Regions from separate parts of the Homo sapiens genome. Here regions 2 and 3 are each linked to region 1. A link is a contact called in ENCODE Hi-C data. All regions are on one chromosome and are shown on one strand. Each heading gives the region's core, a stretch centred on a gene start or an enhancer-like site at or near the end of the contact. The rest is flanking DNA. Distances are from core to core; before and after follow the strand shown.

Region 1 (2,700 bases), core at 80-2,579:
GGCTTCTCAACAACTCCAGGTTGTCTGCAGGACTGTCCTGCAGAGAGTCTTACAAGGTGGCATGTAAGTGTATTCACGATCTGATTCCTGCCAATCTCATCTACCCCAAACTTGACCCTGAGCTTCGGCCATAGTGGACTTCTCACAATGTTCGGAAGACACCAGGCTTCCTCAATTCTCTGGGTCTGTATTCATGCATCTTCTATGTGCAGATTTCAGATGTGTCTTAAATACTGGAATGAGTCATTTCCTCCTCTCTAAGCACACAGTATCCTGTACTACCTCCGTTTTGACACTTAATCCACTGCATGTAATTGTTTATTGTCTGTCTGGCACTGCAGTGAGCATTGTTGCTATCTTTGCATTCTTAGGATGAAACACTGCCTGGCATAGTGTTTCTTGGAAGAAGGGGAGGTAGGGAAGGAGAAATAAAATATTTTTTGGCATGACCTTATGGTGTGGGCACTCCCAGATTCCAAATGGCAAACCATTATTGAAGAGCAGCTGAAACACTTACCCCAGTTCAATGTTACCTGTTCTTTCTCGTAAGAATTTCCTGGTCCCCAAAGGTCTGGAGTGGAGCCTACATTTTAATAAGCATCCACCAAAATTCTTGTGGATCAGACAAGTTTGAGAAACCTAGTCCAATTTATTTCTAAAGCTAACTTAAATTTCAGTTCTATATTTTTATTTCTACAGATTTTCTAGCACAGGCAAATATTTTACTGCTTAACACGGCTGTTACACAAGATTATGTATGATTAATTTAATTTTCATTTATAGTTGTTTAATGGATATGAATTTACACAAAAATGTGGGAATTATTTAAGTATGTAATACAACATTCACAACTGAAAAGGTTATGAGAAGAAAGCGGTGGTTTTGTTGTTGTTGTTGTTGTTTTAGTGTATTAGACTTCACCCAGAAAAAGGAGATAAGTGGTGGTGGAGTATCTGGAGATTCCTGGTGAAGAATCAATGAAAAAAGTTGCCTGTGCCTTGAAGAGAATGGAATGCTTTCATATTGAAAAGATTGCTTATTTCACACCACCCTACCTTACCATAACAACCACACCCATTATCACCATCAGCTTGCCAGAATTTGCTCACAAAATGCCTTTTGAATATATATTCAACACTGTTTACCTTCCGGAAGTTTTACCATGAGTCATTCCTTTGAGTTCAAAACACCTTCTCTAAAAATCTTTTTTTTTTTTTTTTAAGATACAAATCAGAGAAGGAAACCACCAACCTTTGTCAGCTATTAACATCTTAGTAAAATTTAACTCATATGTTTCTGACAGGGCTAGTCACAGACTAATAAAGATAGCTGTGTTTATAGAGAAGGGAAGGCCACAGCTGGAGAATGTGAGAGTGCTTGGGGAGAGGACTACCACCTGATCAACTGGGTGCATTATTGTGTAGCTATTTCTACTAGGCCTGTGGCAGAGAAAGGAGTACAGTGAAATTCAAGACAAAAATCTAGTCTCTCACAATATGCAGTGGCAGTGAAAATAAATCAATGTGTGTGCCACATGTACTCACTTCTGTATAGGGTTCTTGACACCAGTCCTGGCCTACAGTTAGGCCTGGGTTGGAATTTTTATAGCTCTGATACTTATTAGATGTCTGTGTGAACTTGAGAAACTAAGCTTCTTTAAATCTCATTTTCTCCCTGGTGATATGAAGGCAATGACAGTAATTAGTTCATAAGCTTTTCACGGGTTTCAAAAGGGATGATGCAAATAAAGTAGTAGGCATGGTGCCTGGCAGAAAGTAGGCACTCAGTAAACTTCAGTTATTGTTGTATTCAGCAGCATGCAGAGTCAAATGAGTGCTTCAGATATTCCGTAGGTGAAGATTGTGTATGCGTGTGTGAGCACCTGTGAGTGTGGTGGGCGGCTGAGAAGGTAGGTGTAGTCAGAAAAACCTAGGCAAAGCTGACTTGGTTGGAATCTTCCTACCTAGAGGAAAGCTGGAGAGGCTGCAGAGGGGGCAGGCATAGAGGGGGCTCCAGTGTGAGAGGAAAAAGTGAGAGCAGAGGAAAAGATCCAGAAAAATAGTGATATGTTGACCACTTGGTGAAAGCAAAGGAGGGGTGGGGCACAAAAAGTGATGAGAATGAGAAGCTAAGATGGAGCCAAATCAGTGTTTGTATCAGGAGGTATTTCGGCTGCAAGTAACAAAATACCTAACTGGGTTCAAACCACAGAGACATTTACAATTCCCAGACAAGGACATCTGCGACTTCGAGGACCCAAGGTTAGTTTGGTGGCTCAACAGCATCACTAAGGACTGAGGCTGTTTCTATCCTTCTCACACTATTCTTCTATTGGCTTCCGTCCTTGTGGTTGCAAGGATGGTCACAGCTCCTGGCATCACTTCCTCATGCAACACTGTTTCACTACTGGAAAATACTACCAAAGTAGCCTATAAATAAGACGAAACTGAATTCATTGCTTACCACAGTAATGTAACCACTACCTTGACAGAGGCATAGTAAATCTAGATGGGGAGGACAAAAGAATAATACTTATGATATATTTCTTTCTTTTTCTTTTTCTTTTTTTTTTTTTTTTTTTGAGATGGAGTCTCACTCTGTCTCCCAGGCTGGAGTGCAGTGGCGTGATCTCGGCTCACTGCAACCTCCGCTCCCGGGTTCACACCATTCTCCTGCCTCAGCCTCCCGAGTAGCTGGGAC
Region 2 (2,700 bases), core at 155-2,654, 3.5 Mb before region 1:
TTTTCCTTAGGCGTTTGTCACCCCCGTCTTCCTTCTTTCCCTGGGTATCCTGGCTATTAATACATTTTCTCAGGAGGGTTATAAGAATAGGGGGGAGGAGCTGTGGTTTGCTGTGGGGAGGGAGGGAGCGGGGGTTGGGAGAGTTGGGGGGGATGGGCTGGGGGGGGTCACGTCTTGATGATTCTTATGCAAACGACCTGATGGAAGAATGTGGGAGCTTTCGGTGTCTGCGGTGGGTTAGTGAGGGAGGTTGTTTATTTTTAATCTTTTTCCTCGTGCAGCTCGTTGGAATGACTTTCTTTATTTTAGTTGTAACAGTTGGAGGATAATGCAAAGGAAGACGCTGCCTGGGAATTCACCGTCTGTGGAAATGAGCCCCAGAGAGGAATAAAGCAGCCCTCACCTTGCTCTCCCCACCCGAACCCACTTTCCCCACCCGCCTCGGCCCCCACCCCAACACCACCATCACTCCCTTCCCTCCCCCCCACCTTTCCCCCTTTTCCACCCAGGTGTCGGACCAGGCGGTCCCCACTTCCACCCTGCACCCCTTCTTCCCCCCCTGCACCATGAACACCAATGTCTGCGTGGAGCCCGGGCCGAGCCCGGAGGCCCCGGGCTTGCCCAAGGAAAGCCACTTGCCCGAGGGGGCTCTGAACAGCCTTGTGGATTACAACTCGGAAATGGAGCGCTACCGCTCCTTTGCCACCTCCTTCTACAAGACCAACGGGGGCGCCTTCCCACAGGCGGCCAAGATCGCGCGCATCACCACCCCCATCTTCCCCAGCAGCGCCGCCGCCGCCGCGGCCGCCGCGCGCATCGGCATGTCCCCCTGGAACTGCGACAACGCGGCCACCGCCGCCGCCGCCACCGCCATGCTCTGGGGCAGCGGCGGGGGCGGGGGCGGCGGCGGGGGGGGTGGCGGCGGCGGCGGCGGCGGCGGAGGCGGGGGCGGGGGTGGTGGGGGCGGCAGGAAATCCTCCTCCGCCGCCGCCTCCTCCTCCGCCTCCTCCTCCTCGGCGATCCTCCCCGCCGGCGGTGGCGGCGGCGGCGGCGGCGGCGGCAGCAGGACCAGCATGCACCACCGAAACGACTCCCAGAGGCTGGGGAAAGCTGGCTGCCCGCCAGAGCCGTCGTTGCAAATGGCAAATACTAATTTCCTCTCCACCTTATCCCCTGAACACTGCAGACCTTTGGCGGGGGAATGCATGAACAAGCTCAAATGCGGCGCTGCTGAAGCAGAGATAATGAATCTCCCCGAGCGCGTGGGGACTTTTTCCGCTATCCCGGCTTTAGGGGGCATCTCATTACCTCCAGGGGTCATCGTCATGACAGCCCTTCACTCCCCCGCAGCAGCCTCAGCAGCCGTCACAGACAGTGCGTTTCAAATTGCCAATCTGGCAGACTGCCCGCAGAATCATTCCTCCTCCTCCTCGTCCTCCTCAGGGGGAGCTGGCGGAGCCAACCCAGCCAAGAAGAAGAGGAAAAGGTGTGGGGTCTGCGTGCCCTGCAAGAGGCTCATCAACTGTGGCGTCTGCAGCAGTTGCAGGAACCGCAAAACGGGACACCAGATCTGCAAATTTAGAAAATGTGAAGAGCTAAAGAAAAAACCTGGCACTTCACTAGAGGTCAGAGGAGATGATTTCTTGTTTCCCAGTCTCCCCCCTTCCCTCCTCACTCCCTCTCCCCTTCAGGGATTCTTGTCTGGCTTCAAGATGCAGTACCCCTTCTCAGAAGCTTCATTCAGGTGGTAAGAGTTGTAGGTGGTTTGCGAAAGGCTTGGCCTCTCCACCACCCGCACCAGCTGCACTTCACGTGACACCGCCCTTCTGATAGAGAGAGTGCCCTCCTTTTTATCCCTGGGGGAAAAATAATGTAATTGAAGAATCAGAAGTTTCACATTCAATATGCTCAATATTTTCCCTTGGTGGTTTAAAATGCCCCCTCCTCCTCATTAAAAAGGGTGGGGCATCTTGCCCAAAGGACTGGACACATCACATCCTATACAAGTTTACTGGCTAAGTTAGTGGCCCATTTATAACAGTGAGGACACAGTTTGTGGTACACAAGCCTGTTCTCATTAAAAAACCGGTAACAAACCACACAGCAGTATTCAATGAAGTTGAAACACCTGGATTCAGAAGGGGATTTCCTACCCTTTTCTAGAATCATTTTTCTACTCATCAAGGCAGAATGTTTTCTATTTTATTTTCTGCGTATCTGATATTTTTGGAGAAAGCTGAAACTGTGTAGGAAGCGGATTTCTACCTGCAAATTTTGAGGAGATGTGACTTAGAATAAAGGGATACAATTAGTTAATTTCAGGGCAGATAAGAGTGATTTTGTTTAAAAATTATTTTATGTGGTTTTAGAATGAATAATTTCTAAAACTCAGTTACAAAAAAAGTATTTCCCCTGGGCTCTGCATTGGACAAAGTAACCATTTTGTGGTTACAAAGTTGGTGTATACACCAAGCACAGTTTTGGTTGATACCTTATATGGTCAATAATAGTTTCTTTTACCTATAGGTCTTTAAAACAGATATTGTACAGATGCTCACTAAAGTAATTGTTAAATTAGGTTATGAATTATGCTAAATACAGAGATTGATACCTTTGATAAAAATTTTGTATTGTGTCCTGATCAAAACAAAAATGGGGAAAAATGAAAAATCACAGGTAAATGACTTTGGTGGTATATTA
Region 3 (2,700 bases), core at 21-2,520, 4.0 Mb before region 1:
TTACTCATAACAGTATTCCCATCTTGGCACTTAAGCAGAAAAGCTTCACTTGTTATGGTTGTTTCACAGTTGATTCCATTATTTGACTTCCTGTTTTCACAATTTGCCAACCAATCAAATATATCTGTGGTTTTAAAACATGTGTCAACTGAACAGATATCAAGAATAAAATGCACATATACATCCCAAAAGACCTCTGTCAAAATCAGTAAGATTGCACAAGGCAGGAACCTCGGATGGCACTTTAACAGAAGAAAATTGTCAGAAATTATTTCATTCAATGTAGTATCTGAGCTTTAATAAACCATGTCTTATCTCTTTTGGCCAGTGGACAGTTTCTAATTGGTAAGGGTCCAAGGTAAGGCAAACAAATGCAAGGAAACCTGTCTGCCTGACTTTATATATCAGCAAGATAGTCCTATCGTACATCAACGAACAGGCTTCAAGTTGACAACAGGAAAAATGTGACTCAGCTTATACAAAAGGGGAAGTCCCAGCGTTGGGCTCAAACAATGGGTCTGTCATTTTACTGCTTTGCTGGTCTGTCTTACCTTTTTGAAGACATGCACGGGTTGAGGACTCATCAATCTTCTCGGTCCTAGGCAGGGTCAGTAAATTTAGTATCCAGGGAGAGGCATTATTCCAGGTCATGAGCAGAGCAGAGGAAACAATGGGGAACTTGTGGTCAGGCTGGTAAAGTGATACCTTAAATTCCAGGAATACTTGATTTGGGAATGGAAACAGGATAGGCCCAGCAGCAAAACAAGAGCAGCACAAAATCCTCCTTAGAATGATCAGTCTAGTGAATGAATTAAACAAAGAAAGCAGACTGTGAGGGATATGTTTATTTTCTCCTATACTCACATATCTGCAGTTCCTTCTGCAGAAGATGTTACTGCAGAAGCAGTAACAACTAACTCATTGATGCAAAAACATTTTATGATATGACACTAAACACTGTGTATATGTGATTTACACGTTATGTGTTAATTTGAGTTTTAGAGGGATCTTTAAGTCATATAGGGCTGAGGAAAACATGTACTTCTTTGGCAACTGAGCTACATCTTACATAAAATAACACCACCAACACCGTATGGGCAGACCTCACTGTGGAGTCAAAGGCAGAAATAGTATGTTCTCCAAATGAGTCACTCCCAGAGGTCCTGTGGTCTTTAAAAACCTGACCACTATTATTCTCTGTGCTTATAGGTTGTTCTTAGTTGCTGCCTTGAGGCTTCCCCTCACTTCACTGTTTCCACTTCTTCTTTATTGACTTTTGTGAAGTCACCATTCTCTTCCTCTTTCATGGTAAAGTGATGGTAAATGTGGGTGATTAGGATGTTCAGTGAAGCACAGACTTATTAACAGGAACCAGGAGGAATGGCTAATGTTGCTAGGGTTTAAAAGTTTTACATAAAAGACAATCACAGTAGTAAAATAGTCATCAGTAAGAACATGACTTTTCTTGTTTCATTGAAAAAATGTTTAGTACTTTTGACTGAATTATTTCTAGAGTATGACAAATCTGTTTTATTGTTTTCCTATAACTTGGGGTCATTTTGTTCTGGCCTGTGGTATGCAATGCCCCAGAATATTTTATATATATTTTTTTTATTTTTATTTTTATTTTTTTTTGAGATGGAGTCTTCCTCTGTTGCCCAGGCTGGAATGCAGTGGTGTGATCTCAGCTCACTGCAACCTCTACCTCCTGGGTTCAAGCAATTCTCCTGCCTCAGCCTCCTGAGTAGCTGGGATTACAGTGCATGCCACCATGCCCGGCTAATTTTTGTATTTTTTTTAGTAGAGACGGGGTTTCACCATGTTGGTCAGGCTGGTCTCGAACTCCTGACTTTATGATCCGCCCACCTCGGCCTCCCAAAGTGCTGGGATTACAGGTGTGAGCCACTGCGCCCGGCTGCCCCAGAATATTATTAAGGATAGGTTTTTACTTCTAGTATAACCATATCTTCCTTATCTTTGTATGCTTAATACACAGTCAGTGCCTGAAACCTGTCAATCGCTTAATAAGCGTTTTTAATTGAATGAGTACATTTTCAAATATATCTTGATTAGTTACACTTTCTTTGAAAGAGCCCCCCAAAATAGATATAATTTTATAAAACTAGTACAGGGCTGAAACTGAACAACAAAACTGGAATTCCCTCTCCTGGGCCTCTCCAGAAAATATAGCTGAGATTGATCCTTTTGGTCACCACAGAAATAAAGAATGAATAAAAAGAGCCAGCAAAAAGAAGTCTTTAAAGACAACAAAGAGACTCTGTAGAGTTTTATGACAGGTTTAGATAATTAAAACTCATCACAAGGAAGGACATTTAGGAAACAGGAAGGGCTGACTTCATTCTACCCACAAGATTTCCAGAATCTTTCTTGATTCAGATGAGAGTGGAGGTCCCTCTTCTCCCCATTCCCACCCCACTCTTGAGTGCTGTGCTGCTTCTCCTTTCTCTGTTCCTGTTCTCAGTCTCCCATGTCACACAATAGTAACAAAATGACTAAAGTCTTACTCACTGAATATATTATGTGAGCCAAAAACAAGTGTTCTGGCAGCTTGGTGAACTTACCAAATCTCCTGAGTCTCAAGGTAGCACTGGCTTAAAGTCCTTGATGGAGCTTGAAGAAGAAAGTGTAATACATCTGTTCTCAAAATTCACTTGACTAACTCCATCACCTCCTTCAAGT

The links. Hi-C counts contacts between places; a loop is a spot of excess contacts on that map. Pooled maps may share reads with other maps.
Region 2: a loop to region 1 is called in a pooled map, with 10 times the contacts of the local background. The contact joins the promoter of CXXC4-AS1 here to the enhancer-like site in region 1. A Hi-C loop is called at or near these places in 2 of 37 single-sample maps with no recorded cell type and 3 of 50 pooled maps.
Region 3: a pooled map shows a loop between it and region 1 (28-fold over the local background). The contact joins two enhancer-like sites. A Hi-C loop is called at or near these places in 4 of 37 single-sample maps with no recorded cell type and 7 of 50 pooled maps.

Annotation. Positions count from the first base shown.
Region 1 is chr4:101,018,705-101,021,404 of GRCh38, reverse strand. No RefSeq gene overlaps it. Among named protein-coding and RNA genes, the nearest start is that of LINC01218, 140 kb to the right of the region's middle. Within about 2 kb of position 1,329, at least 12 of the 41 ENCODE cell types and tissues checked have a DNase peak (open chromatin) inside an H3K27ac peak, as active enhancers do.
Region 2 is chr4:104,489,669-104,492,368 of GRCh38, reverse strand. CXXC4-AS1 (CXXC4 antisense RNA 1) reads right to left here and starts at 1,404. Exons shown (of 10, transcript NR_125926.1): 1 at 1,309-1,404. CXXC4 (CXXC finger protein 4) reads left to right here. Exons shown (of 3, transcript NM_025212.4): 2 at 310-1,625. The coding sequence starts at 567. RefSeq lists an enhancer at 1-37.
Region 3 is chr4:105,059,326-105,062,025 of GRCh38, reverse strand. No RefSeq gene overlaps it. Among named protein-coding and RNA genes, the nearest start is that of TET2, 86 kb to the left of the region's middle. RefSeq lists enhancers at 974-1,073, 2,549-2,618, 2,639-2,700. Within about 2 kb of position 1,270, at least 7 of the 41 ENCODE cell types and tissues checked have a DNase peak (open chromatin) inside an H3K27ac peak, as active enhancers do.